Regions from separate parts of the Homo sapiens genome. Here region 2 is linked to region 1. The links are chromatin contacts, found by Hi-C or POLR2A ChIA-PET in ENCODE. All regions are on one chromosome and are shown on one strand. Each heading gives the region's core, a stretch centred on a gene start or an enhancer-like site at or near the end of the contact. The rest is flanking DNA. Distances are from core to core; before and after follow the strand shown.

Evidence for each region. Hi-C counts contacts between places; a loop is a spot of excess contacts on that map. ChIA-PET counts read pairs that join two places held with the same protein, here RNA polymerase II (POLR2A). Pooled maps may share reads with other maps.
Region 2: a loop to region 1 is called in a pooled map, with 4 times the contacts of the local background. The contact joins the promoter of KIRREL3-AS1 here to the enhancer-like site in region 1. A Hi-C loop is called at or near these places in 1 of 168 maps with a recorded cell type or tissue (endothelial cell of hepatic sinusoid) and 1 of 50 pooled maps. POLR2A ChIA-PET finds 5 or more read pairs at or near these places in 3 of 52 experiments (OCI-LY7, WTC11 and activated B cell).

The regions. Positions count from the first base shown.
Region 1 is chr11:126,471,395-126,477,979 of GRCh38, reverse strand. It overlaps KIRREL3 (kirre like nephrin family adhesion molecule 3), which reads left to right. Exons shown (of 17, transcript NM_032531.4): 5 at 4,514-4,671. Among named protein-coding and RNA genes, the nearest start is that of KIRREL3-AS1, 69 kb to the left of the region's middle. Within about 2 kb of position 3,584, at least 6 of the 41 ENCODE cell types and tissues checked have a DNase peak (open chromatin) inside an H3K27ac peak, as active enhancers do.
Region 2 is chr11:126,539,671-126,546,255 of GRCh38, reverse strand. KIRREL3-AS1 (KIRREL3 antisense RNA 1) reads right to left here and starts at 2,429. Exons shown (of 2, transcript NR_174952.1): 1 at 2,012-2,429. The region is part of intron 2 of KIRREL3 (kirre like nephrin family adhesion molecule 3); the gene reads left to right. RefSeq lists enhancers at 1,780-2,284, 2,285-2,791.

The sequences.
Region 1 (6,585 bases), core at 2,335-4,834:
TTGGTGATAGACCCACTCTGCCAGCATTGTGGGGAACTCGCTGCTCATTGAGTCAAATGAGAACCAGTCTTGCTCTCCAAAGGGCTGGGTGTCTATGAGGTTCTCCACCATGCAGTATGGGGGCAGGAGGGTGGTGCTGCTGGTCCCCCACCCCTCCAGCTGCCACCGATCAGCCATGCTCAGAGACCAACCATCCCAGGCTGATGGAGCATCGAGGAATTCCTGGAAGCCCAGCCAGGTCTCAGTTGGGTGACCAAGTGGACACTGGAGGAAATTCCCTCAGTGCTGTCCTTGTCCTGGCACCAAGAGAGTTTTTCCAGCCTGCTCAGACGAGGCTGGCCAACCTGGCAAACTGTCTCTAAAAAAAGGGGAGTATAGAGGTTAGAGAGAACCTTAGTGCGTGAAATAGATGAAAGCTTTACCTCTCCAGTTACAGCCAGGATGTGCGTCCCAAGCCCACCCTCACCCTTCTTTGCTCTCGTCACTGGTAACTTTGGGTCAGCCTCTTGTGCTCTCTGGCCTCAATTTCCCTCTCCCCATGCCACCTGTCCACCCGAGACCCCATTGTCTTTGGCAGCAGAACTTGGGGAAAGCTTTTGGGGGCTCCCTCCCACACACAGGGAAAGGGACGGGTACCCCCACCGCCCACCCAAACAAGGCAAAGTCTGCAGAGCTGGGCAGGTAGGGGCAGAGCAGGGAGGGAGACTGAAGCTGCCTGCTCCAGTCCTGGCCAATGGGAGAGTAAACTGTAAAGAGCTCAGCATCCCGCGATGATGTGTTTCTTTCATAATCAATGCCCCAGGAGCCAGCTGGGTGCAGGAGTGTCGCTCAGCCACCCCCGGCTAAGGCCGCGCTGTGGCCTCTTAGGCTGGCTTCCAGCTCTGGGGACCCACTCTGCCTGGGATCCGCTCAGTCCTCCCCAGGCTTCAGTGCCCCAACAGTTAATGCCATTTTTTTCCTGACTGACAACAAGCACAACACCAAAACAGTCAACTATTTTTATCTCCGGATTAATCACGAAAAGGCTAACGCCTCCACCTTCCTTGTGATTAAAAATTAGAAGCCCAAACTCTATAGTGGTTGAGGATAATAACCAATCCTGCGAGGGGGTGATGAATAATACATCTCCAAGCGGGGACCACTCTGAAACTTCCTCCCCTCGCCACTGCCTGGCCCAGCCTGGCCGAGTCTGAATGGGGAGGTAATGAGGAGCCCCCTTCCACGCCAGACACAGCTGCCAAGAGCGACTGCTGATTTCTCTTCAGCCTGCTGGCCCCCAAACATCCTCCATCCTCACCAACCCCCACCCCCCCCCAGCCCCCACCCCCATCTGGTGTGCAGTGAAGCGAAGACCAATCAATAATGCCTGGCTACATGAATACCCAGCATGATAACCACTTATTTGGGAAGATGTAATCAGGCCCCATTCTGAGGGTGGATGTATGTGCGTGGCTGTGCGTGTGCCTGAGCACTCCCACAACACGCCCCACTCCCTCCTCCCTCGTCCTCGCTGCCTCTAATCCGATATTCCAGTAACACAACACTCCAGCCACAAGGAGGAAGGGCCCGTCCTCTGGGTCTTGGATTCTCGGGAAGGCCTTGGTGGCTGCACTGTGCTCAGAGCAAGCAGAGGCTCCTGCCCCTCAGCCCAGAGTCCAGAGCCCAGAAAGCTGGTCCTGCCATGGGACCCCCTGGGGAGCTCCCCAAAGTCCTGATGCCTGGGGTCCCCTCCAGAGACTGGGACTTGGCTGCTCAGGGTGTGGCCCGCAGTGAGGTTTTAAAACCTCTGCAGAGGAGCATGCAGTCAAGGCTTCAAACCCCTGTCCAAGGCCCAGTAAATGTCCGTGCTGGAGAGCGGTCAGTTCCCAGATCCTCCGAGCTCTCACGTTTGCACCTGAAGCCACCCTGAGAGAAGGGGCTTCCTGCTCCACCCTCTGCTCTCAGGCACTTTCCACAGTCACTGGGAAGGCTGAGGCCCCAGGTATCCAGGCTGTCCCCAGGGCTCCACGTGGCTCTTTTTCCAGGCCCTCAGCTAGCTCATGGAGCCCGAGCTCCTCCATCCTGGTCGGGGAGGCTGCCTTGAAGAAAGAAGGGTGAAGGCTGGCCACCTCTGAGCCCTGCTCTTCCTGCTGCAAGTCCCCCACTCACCGCGTGGAGATGCAATTCCCCTCCTCCACAAGTGGTTGCACCCACCCCCACTTGGTGGAAAGCCCTGAGCCGCCTCCGTTTTGCCCTGTGGCCAGGCCCACCCCAAGGAGGCCCATGGGCACTAATGAAAGGGTGTGGGGTGGGCGGCTGGGGGGTCGTCTTCTCCATCCATCCCATTCATGCCTGCTTCCTCCCGGCTCAAGAGCCCAGGGCCAGGCAGGGTTGCCTGAGGCAGACTCTGTTCCTGAGCCAGGATCTCGGTGGAGTCCGGGGCTCGCTGCCCCTGGGGTCAGTGATGGCTTCTCGGAAGCCCTGGGAGGTTGCTTGTTCCTCAGGAAATGGCACTGCTGTGCTGTTAGTGTGGGAGCAGGCCTCCAAGGCCGGGCAGGGAGGGCAAGGCAGCTGTTCTGAAGGTTTGCTTCTTGGCTTCTTACCGGCCCCCACTGGGGCTTCCTGTCCCTCCTGGAGCTTTCACAGAAGCCGGAGTGGACTAGGAGAAGGGCTGACGGGGCGATCCCCTGAGAAGGGGAGGGAAGTTCCCATGCAGGCTGAGGCTGGAAGGCTGAGCCAGTGGAGTCAGGACGGGCCCGGAGCTGTGACTGTTCAGCTCTGAACTTCTCCAGCCCAGAGCCCCGAGCACAGAGCCTGCATAGAAGGGCGGGCTTCTCTGGCCACCAGGCAGAGAGGACCCTTTGTGCTAGGTTCCCACGCCCCCGTTATCCAACTACCCCTTCTGTGTTTGCTGTGTACACAGACAGCTCACGTCTTGATGTGTCCAGAGGCCCTGGGCCTCTCTCAGCCTCCAGAGCTGGTGGGCCCAGCTCCTCCTGGGGTAAGGGAAACAGGGATTCCTCAGAGGACAGTCGCCTCACCTCCTGTCCCTTCTGTGGCTTGTCCAGGGAGCAGCAGAGGCCTGAGACTCTCAACGTGTCCCCAAGCACAAGCATGGGAAAGGCCCTGTGTCCTAGGCAAGGTACTTCAGATTTCTGGGCCTCTCCTCCAAACCATGATCATCCACCATCCTTCAGCCCATGGTCCTCATCGGAATCAAAGGGTGACCCCAGTGGGGCCAGCAAATGTCAGTGGAGTTTCCCCAGCACAGGGCTCTGTGCTGGGCACTGCGGAGACCGTGCTCCGACGCGGATGGCCCTCTTCCTGGCACTCAGGATCCCTTGATGGGAGCCACCCGTCTCTGACCCTACTACAAAATGCAGTGGAAGGCTGGGACAGGAGAGAATCAGGCTGCCTCTGGGGATGAAGGGGCTGGAGCCGCTCTGGAGGAGTGAGGAGCTCAGGAGATGCCAGCGCTTACACAGCCCTCCGAAGCGCTGGCTCCACTGTGAAGGGCTGCCCTGTACCCTGCTCCCTGCCAGGGAAGGGGCCGGCCTGGTGCTCCCAGGTTCCCTGGGCCTGGCCTCCAGCCCTGGCTCTGCCACCATGTGACCTTGAGCCAGTCACTAATCTTGCTGGAACTCGGCTTCCGGATCTGTGTCATTGGGGTGGTAATGTTGACCTCACCAGACTGTTGTGAGGACTAACTCAGACAGCAGGTGTGACAGTGCTTCATTTAAAGAAAAAAGAAAAGCCAGGTGCCGTGGCTCACGCCTGTAATCCCAGCACTTTGGGAGCCTGAGGCGGGTGGATTACCTGAGGTCAGGAGTTCGAGACCAGCCTGGCCAACATGGTGAAACCCCATCTCTACTAAAAATACAAAAATTAACCAGGTGTTGGCCGGGCATGGTGGCTCAGGCCTGTAATCCTAGCACTTTGGGAGGCAAGGCAAGCAGATCACCTGAGGTCAGGAGTTCAAGACCAGCCTGGCCAACATGTTGAAACCCCAACTCTACTTAAAATACAAAAAAAAAAAAAAATTAGCCGGGCATGGTACCACGTGCTTGTAGTCCCAGCTACTTGGGAGGCTAAGGCAGGAGAATCACTTGAACCTGGGAGGCAGAGGTTGCAGTGAGCCGAGATCATGCTACTGCACTCCAGCCTGGGTGACAGAGACTTCATCTCGAAAAAAGGAAAAAGAAGTTAAAAAGCAGCCACAGACATCGCCTGGGCCACAGAGCTCTGCTTCTGGGTCTGGGAGTGCAGGCTGAGGCTGCTGGCCCTGTCCCCTCCTGGCAGGTCCTGAGCAGGGATGCGATGACTGGCAGGAATATCCTCCACTGTAAGCACGCAGTGCACATGTCAGGGATCACTGTGGGTGCTGCTCTCATCATTACGATACAAGCGGACGATGCGTTTTATTAATGTGTGATAATTATTGTTTGTTGCCATCTCCACAAAATCCTCCCAGCCTGCCTGCCGTCCTGCCCGAGGTGGGAGCCTCGGCCTGACCTCACTGCTTCTCTCCCCGCAGTGCCGCCTGATGACCCCGTCATCCTGGGGGGCCCTGTGATCAGCCTGCGTGCGGGGGACCCTCTCAACCTCACCTGCCACGCAGACAATGCCAAGCCTGCAGCCTCCATCATCTGGTTGCGAAAGGGAGAGGTCATCAATGGGGCCACCTACTCCAAGGTGAGGCCTGGAGGGGAGGGGGTGGGTGTGGACGGGCTTCAAGGGGAGTGGGTGGGGAGGGGGCTAGGTGGACAGGGAGTTGATGGGGAGGAGGCTAGGTAAGGAGGGGGCTAAAGGAGCGGGGGCTGGATTAGGAGGGGACTAGGAGGGGTGGAGGTTAAGTAGAGAGGGGGTTAGGCGGGGGGCTAGATGGGGGCCTAAGAGGAGAGGGGCTGGGGGGTTAGGTAGAGAAGAGGATGGTGGGGGCTGGGGAGAGGGGCTGGGGGGGTTAGGTAGAGGGGAGGATAGTGGGGGGCTGGTTGGCAGGGGCTGGGGGTTAGGTAGAGAGGAGGATGGTGGGGGGCTGCTGGGGAGGGGCTGGGCTTAGGTAGAGGGGGGATAATGGGGGCTGGATGGGGAGGGAACCAGCTGCCCTGTCTCTCTGCAGCTGTCCCTCTCTCCTGCCCCTTTTGGTTTCTCTCACTCTTTGTCTCCTTGTATCTTTTTTTGCTCTCTCACTCTGTGTCACTTTTTCTCATTCATGCTGTGGTTCTCCTACTCATTTGTATGTGTGTCCATCCTTTTATCTGACTTGTGCTCTCTCTCTCTCTCTCTCTCTCTCTCTCCTCTATGTCCTAGGGTAACTGCTGGGGAAGACCCTAACAATAGGCCATGGTCAGACGAGGAGACTCAGGGACAGTAGTGGCCAGGTTCTAGGGGTGCAGATAAAATGCAGGATGCAATCACGGTCTGAATGTTTGTGGCTCCCAACATTTCTATGTCAAGATCCTAACCCCCAAGTATGAGGAGGTGGGGCCTTTAGGAGATGATCAGGTCATGGGGGTGGAGCTTCATAAATGGGATCAGTGCCCTTACAAAAAAGAGGCCTGAGGGAGACCCCTTGTCCCTTCCACATTGTGAGGACACAGTGAGAAGAGGGCATCTATGAACCAGGTGTCTGTCCCTCAACAGACAACAAATCTGCGTTGATCTTGGACTTCCCGGCCTCCAGAACAGTGAGAAATAAATGTCTGTGGTTTATAAGCCGCCCAGTTTATATATCTTGTTATAGCAGCCCAGCTGGGCTAAGACAGATGCCCAGTTAAATTTGAGTTTCAGAAAAATAATAACTTTTTAATGTAAGTATCTTCCAAATACTGCATTGGACATACTCACAAGCCATACTTATACTAAAGAAGACAGTCATTATATATCTGAAATTCACATTTAACTGAGTATCCTGTATTTTATTTGCTAAATCTGGCCACTTTCCAGGGCTGCCAGGTGAAGCCGTTTAGGCTCCACCATCTCCAAGGTGCCTGGCTCAGGGGCCAGGGAGGGCTGAAATCCAGCCCATGATCCCTTACCCAACAGCCCTTGCCCTGCTGTGTCTACCAACAGGGGTTCTGGTCTCTAATTCACACACGATACCAAGGGCTGGAAGCACCCTGAACTGGCCCCCGTATTAATTGTGTCTTTAAAATGTTGTGTATTTTATGATGCTTTGACATCTGGGGCCTTGCAGACCCAGGGAAGGACCAGGGTAAGCTAATTCCTGGAGATAGCAAGCAGGCTTTATATCAAAGCAGACCAACCAATCCAGAGCCCAGGCCCCCACAGCCTTTTTTCATCAGGCTCCATAGTCCAGGACATTATACCCCTACCCTAAATCTCCCCAGGGCCACACATCAGACCACCCCTACAGCTCAGGGCCCAGGGAAATTATTCAAGCTATCCAATCCTAAACCTGCTGAGCCACCAACCCTACCTCACCATTCCTTCCTATGAAAGCAAGCCACAACAGAGGCTGTGCCCACACTCTCCCCACACCTCCCACCCCAGCCCCAACTGACCCTGGGGCCTCCCCTTCCTCTGGGAACTATGAGTAGCAAACTGTCTTTTCTTTTTTTCTTTCTTTTTTTATTTTTTATTTAT
Region 2 (6,585 bases), core at 1,180-3,679, 69 kb before region 1:
GAACAATTGTGAGGTCTAAATCCAAGCTCAGCTGTTTGGAGGAGGGTTTTGTAATGCACACAAGTGGGAAGTGTTATTATTCATGGATACATTCAACATTTATTGAACATCTACTATGTGCCAATCACTGCCACAGCCCCTTATTTATCATATATCCTGTGTGCCAAACACCACAGTCATTACTTTACACACATCACTTCATTTAATCATCACCAGAATCTTGAGAGGTATCTATTATCACTCACATTTTCCACATAAAGAAAATGAAACTTAGGAAAGACAAATAACTTGCCCAAAGCCACACAGCTAGGAAATAGCAGAGCCCAGGACTGTATGAAGCCAAAACCCTGAGTTCTACATTAAATGGCCCTTGCCTCAGGTACTTCTGCAGCGCCAGTGGGGGCCCTGCCCTGCAACCCTTGAAAGCTCTTCCCTGTTCTGCTCATGCTCTGTGCTTCCTACCACCAATGCCCTCCAGAACCAGAAGAGAAAGCCTTGCCACCTTCTGTCTGGGCCCTCATGATATCCTCCTTTATTCTCCAACCCTGCTCCCTTCCTTCTCCCTGAAGGCCTGTTCTCCATAATGCAGTCATCCAGGAGTTCTTTATTTTATTTATTTTATTTTATTTTATTTTATTTTATTTTTAAAAATTGAGACAGGGTCTCACATGTTGTCAGGCTGGTCTCGAACTCCTGGGCTCAAGCAATCCTCCCTCAATGGCCTTCCAAAGTGCTGGGATTACAGGCGTGGGCCACCGTGCCTGGCCCAGGGACTCTAATTTCCATCCCTATTCATCTCTTATCCCAGGCAGGCATCAGGTGGTATAAAGACTGAACACCTCCCACCCCTGAAAGCAGCAAGGACAGATGGGGCAGTGCAGGGTGAAGCTCAGCCATGTCTCCCCGATCCAGATAGATATCTCTGGAGGCAAAGACGGCTCCCCTTGGTGCCAGCTCAAAGCTCCTGGCTCACTCCCGTCCACCACACAGCACGAGGACACCACTATCTCTGCAAATCTCTTCCCTATAGGGCAGTTTCATGTTATCTTGGCTCATTCCTTCTCCCGAGATGAAGAGATTGTTTTAAACCTGCCGCCCCACCAGTTCTGCTCTTGGCTTCCAATGCCATTAAGTTTCATTATAACAAATAAACACCACAATGACATTTATAAGTTATCACTGAGCACAGAAGCACAAATATGAAGCAGATAAACTGCATTTGATCCAAATAATTACTGCAGGCAATATTGGGCTTAGTCTGAGCTGGCAGCCGGGTACCAAGTAATTTATTAGATTGCGTAAGGCAATGTTGCACGTTGAGTTTTTCATTATTGTGTCTTCTCCCCTCTCTGTGGCCTAAATAGGTTAGAGGAGTTTAGACAGTGCATGGCCAAACAAAGACAGACTTTGCTCAAGCAGATTAAGGCCAGGAATGTCGGCCAAGTGTCCAGGAATGGCTGCTTCCCAGGCAGCAACGGACTTGCAAGAGAAGAAAGGGCTTAGGCGATTATCTTGATGCTGCCAACCAAGGACAGCTCCCTGCACTCTCCACCCACTGGCCCAGATACAAAAAGCAGCCCCGTGGAGGGAGTAAATAAATGACAGGGCCCATTTGCTGTCCTGCATGGAGCCCCCAGGACACCGACTCTGGGTTCCTGCTGCAGACTCTCAGCCAAAGACCCTCTATGGAAAGTCCCTTCCATAGCCCCAGGTAGCCCCGGGCAGTCCCACCCCCAGTCCCAGACCTATCATCCTGCAATAAATCAAGGGAAGGAAGCAGTCTGCCAGCCAACTCTGCAAAACAAAGAGAAGAGAACTGGCTGCAAGCAGCTGCCTCCCTGCCAAACCCAAACTCATAAAGTTTGATTCAAGGGGTTACAATACCTCCCATTCAGAATCCCTCCTGCCCCGTTCTTCCAGCCTTAGTAAATTACCCAATAAGCAGCAAGGACCTGCAGTTATTGTGCAGTTAAATGGTATTTGCCCCGTAAATTCTGAGCAGAGTACTAACCGTGATATACAGTAACTAATTACAGACATGAATGCTCTCCCCAAGATGCCGCATGTTACCAAATATCGTTGCGTTTAGGAGAGGGGGGTTGAAAGCTGCTCTCTTCTCTCCAGTGAAGCCATGAGTAACTCTCTTATTAGAGGAGCTGTCGCCACCTCCAGGGGCACTCCATGCTGGAAAATAGAGTTGTCCTGGGGAGCAGACAGGAGTGGGGCCACATGCCCATGTGCTGCCCCCTGACCCCGTGCCCCAGCAGAAGGGCCTAGCAGGTACCGGCTGGTCCTCCTTGGGTCATCTCACAACAAATAAGTGGCTCAGCACCACGGTGGCAGTGGCAAAGACCCAAGGCTCCAGCAGGGCAGGAAATGGAAGTCATTATTCACCCAGCCCAAGGCCGAGCAGAGAGAGCTATGGCTAGGGATCGGCCTTTGCAAAGGGCTTCTGAATAAGGCCACACAGGATTAGGATTAAAAGTGGTGCCAACGACTTTTGCCCTGAAGTATTGGTGACAGAGCTGATCTCAGCCCCAAGGGCACCATGGGAGAGGTTTCCGTGGTCTTCAGGAAGGGCAGGGGCTGTCCTATCGGCTTCCCATCAGCTTTATAGCTGTTTTTGGAGCTCAGCTGGGGGCAGGTAGGGGGCACAGTAGTGAGTCTCTGCTTTCTGAAGAGGAAACCACACAGATCAAACACCCTCTGCTGACCGGCTACTGTTGGGGGAAAAAAAGCCAGGCCTGGAGTCAAATGGCTCAAACCCTACCTCTACCACACCCTGTGACCCTGGATGTGTTAGTTAACCTCTCTGAGTTTCCTTGTCCGTAAAATGGGAAAGATTTTCTATTTCTCAGGATGGTGGATATGAGCCAGGGCTACACCTGCTTCTAAGGAGTTCTGTCCTGCTGGAAAAGCAGAAAGCTTCCCCTCCTAGGCTGGGCGTCTCCGGCAGTCCTCACACTCCCTCTCCATCCTTTCAAGGGGCTTCCAGCACAAAACCTCTCCTTGAAACATCTCTACTTCCAACAATCAGAGAGACTAGGGCAGTAATGGCAAGTTAGTTTTGCTTCGTTCTCTTTGATTGATGCAGACCAGCTGAGGCTTTGCAGGGCCTCTGTTTGGGGGGTGACAGGAGAGGCAGAGTGGAGTAGAATAGGGCAGAATTGGGAGGGTATATTCACGGGGGACATCTGGCTTGGAGCTGTGATATTCAAGTCTCTACATGGGGGCTGATGATGGGACCTGCTCCACGGGGTGCTATGAAGGTGGATTAGGTAAGATAATGTATGTGAAGTGCTTTGTATCGGAGTTAGTTGTGGTTAATATCCCAAACCCACCAGAAGACGGCCCACAATCCCAGGGCAGTGAGAAGTATCACTTTTTTAATTAGGACACATATATAGTCAGCACTCAAGTATCTGTTGGCAAATTGTCCCCATTCCTGGCAAATGCTATCACCAAGTTTGCTTAATGAAGTCCTCTGTTAACATTTCACAGCTTCTTATTTTACTCTTATTTGCATAAGGTCCAAAGGGAATAAAAGTCCTTTAAAGGCAAAATCTGTTAATATCCCCCTCCCTTCCTAGATAAGGTGTGAGCCATAAAGACAGGAGATGGGGAAGGTGGGGTGCACCTGACTGTAGCTTTGGGCCAGTCCCAGAGGTGATGTTCTCCCCTCAGCTGAGTAGGAGGCAGAGAGGGAGCCCCACCCTTGGGTTGAGTGTTTTTTTTAAGTATGAAAAATTCCTAGAACATCAAACATATCCATATTCAAATGTGAATATCAAAATGCATTCCAAAGTCGAAAATGAATGTTACTTAGGATTATTCACTGTTTTGGATTGTCCATCATTCTAGATTATACACACCCTGCTCTTCTCCACTAACAAAGATAATTAAGAGTTGATTGTATTTGGTCTCCAAGAGGGGAGAAACCCAGGACGTTGCCCCAAGATGGTCTGTGTCCAGTTGGGAACAACTCCAGGAACCATGAGAAGACTCCTCTATAAGCACCAGGTCTGAGCTGTGATTCTCCATGCAGGCTCAGAGAGCAAGACCAAGGCACCTCGTGCTTCAGACCAGCCTGCCTGAGTCACTCAGTGCACGCCGGGTGGGCCTGCTTTCACACCGTCAGTGGGATATAGCCACGTGGTCCTTCACAGGACACCTGAAGAGCATCAAAACTGCACAGGGCCTTTGGAATCCTTGAGCATTGCACAGAGGGTCCTGAGGGCCCGCTGCAGGGCTGCCGAGGGCAGGACTCGGTCCTTCCCGCGCTGCCTCAGCTCTGCCTCCACCGTTTTATACACTGGGATTCCCTGTGAGACTTCACTGACAAAAAGGGTTGCATGAACTTTCAAAAGGTGTGAAAATGCCTTCACTGTGCAGTGGGAACATCAATGCGCACCCCGAGAGAGAGACAGCCACTTAATCAAGGCCACCCAGTGACAGAGCCTGAACTAGAAATAACCCAGGCCCACAAGCCCGTGCTGTGGGCACACAACAGTGCCCTTAGGATGTGGCCCAGAAACCGCCTGCAGAAGGATGACCCAGAAGCTATTAAAATGCAGATTCCTTGACCCAGCTCAGAGCCACTATCCCAGAATCTCTGAGTTGGAGCCCAGGAAACTGTTATTTTTAGCCAGTCCCCCAGGTGATCCTCATGCACATGGAAGTTTTAGAACCGTCTCTGACTGACAAGGCTATAGCAGCATAAATGATTATTTTGTTTACTTTTTTTAATGTTTAGGATATAGATCTGAGCCCCCAAAAGGCCAAGTGTCCTTGAGAGACTTGCTTTCACTTCTTTGCACCTTGATTTTATTATTTTCAACCTTAGGACCACCCCCCACCCCCGAAATAGGATTTTGGATAAGTTAGAACATCAAGCATTAGGGTTGGGAGGAAGGCGCTTAAACCTTGCATTTTACAGATAAGGCATCTGAGTCTTAGTTAAAGAGTCAGGCCCAAGGGCACACAGCTAAGAGGTGGCAGAGGCAGCATCAACTGGTACCTTCTGGGCCCAGGACAAGGACAAAGCTTCATGTGTCCATACAGTACCCCTTAGACATGGGAGCAAGAGGTGCTGGGCATCTTGGAGTCAGCCAATCCATGACCTAGCCTCCAGCCTCTCCTGGTGGTGCCCACGCTGACGCCCTCTGAGAGGGGTTGATGGGCACTCTGTCTGCTGTAGCCGAGCCTGCCCATAGCCGAGCCTGCAGCTCCCTCTTGAGCTAATGGCATAGTTCCATCCCTGCCCCTTAGTGCCACTCTCTTCCTTCCATGCTGCTCCAACACATCCCAAGGTGCCGGCTCAGTGAGGGCACATTCCAGTCAGAAGACACAAGAGCCTGAGACTCAGAGAAGAAAGGGGGCTTAGCCAGGGTCCCATGGCTGGCCAGCAACAGGCCTGAGACCACAGCCAGGGTCTCTGCTTCATGCGCTGTCGAGCATCTCCCATCTCCACTCCCCCACCATAAACCCACTCTGCTATGCCCGTCCTGTCTCATTTAGACCTCCAGGTGACCTCGGGCAGGGATGGATGGGCTCTGCCATGGGCACTGAAGAGCCCATATTTCCAGCAGCACTTATCAGTGTCTTCGTGGCATCCAGGCCTTGGCTGGATCGATGGAAGAATCCCTCTCCCTGCCACTAATGAGTACAGTGCAGGCTTTGGCAGGGGCCGCGAGCCTGATCATCAGTAGGCAAAGGATTTATAGTGACTTTGGACTCACCCTGCCTCGGCCAGCCCGATTGCTCTTCGTTAAAGACCCACACTGTCCAGGACAACCTTGGTGGATTTTGTGTCCTGGGAGAGAAGTGCGAGGCTGGGAGAATCACAGGCTGCCCACACTGGCTCAGCCCGGGTGAGGAACAAGCATAGGGGAATGTGCCCTCAGACTTTCCACCCCCTCATCCAGCCCTGGGAAGAGCAGTCAGCCTCTTTTTTGTAAGTCCAAGTAAAATTCTAGTGCAATTTCTGTAATGTTCATGAGACTGGCAAGCTTCTCCTTACGTGTGTATCAGAATCAAGCTACCAATGGCTGCAGGTGGCGATGCTGGGATGGAAAGTGTTTCTTTGTCTCTCTCCCAGTAGAAATCAAGGAGAAACAGACAATAGAGAAAAGGCCCTGTCTTCTACCCCTGCCTGGTTCTTCTGGCTTCTCTGTTTATATTTCCAATCCCAGTCTAAAGGGAGAAGATTAGGTTAGATGATCTCTTGCCATCCCGATATGGTTCAAAACCTGTGCAAACCTCAACAAGATTTAGATGTTTCACCCAAGGCAGCTACTCCCAACACTCCCAGACTGGAGTAACCTTGTCCCTCTTAGATAGTCACAACAACATCTATAACTTTCCATATTTGGAGTTGAATTATCAGGTCAACACCAAGTGAGAGGACACCTGAAAATACTTCTCCTACTGCCTGACCCATAGGTAGTGCTCAGTCAGTGTGAGTTCTTCACACCTCCTTCCCAGCTCCAGAACCATTGACCCAACTACATCTGGGACAGCATCACCTGGGGGATTCTGGACCCCTCTCCATCAACACATTTAAAACTGAACTCACTGCCTCACCTC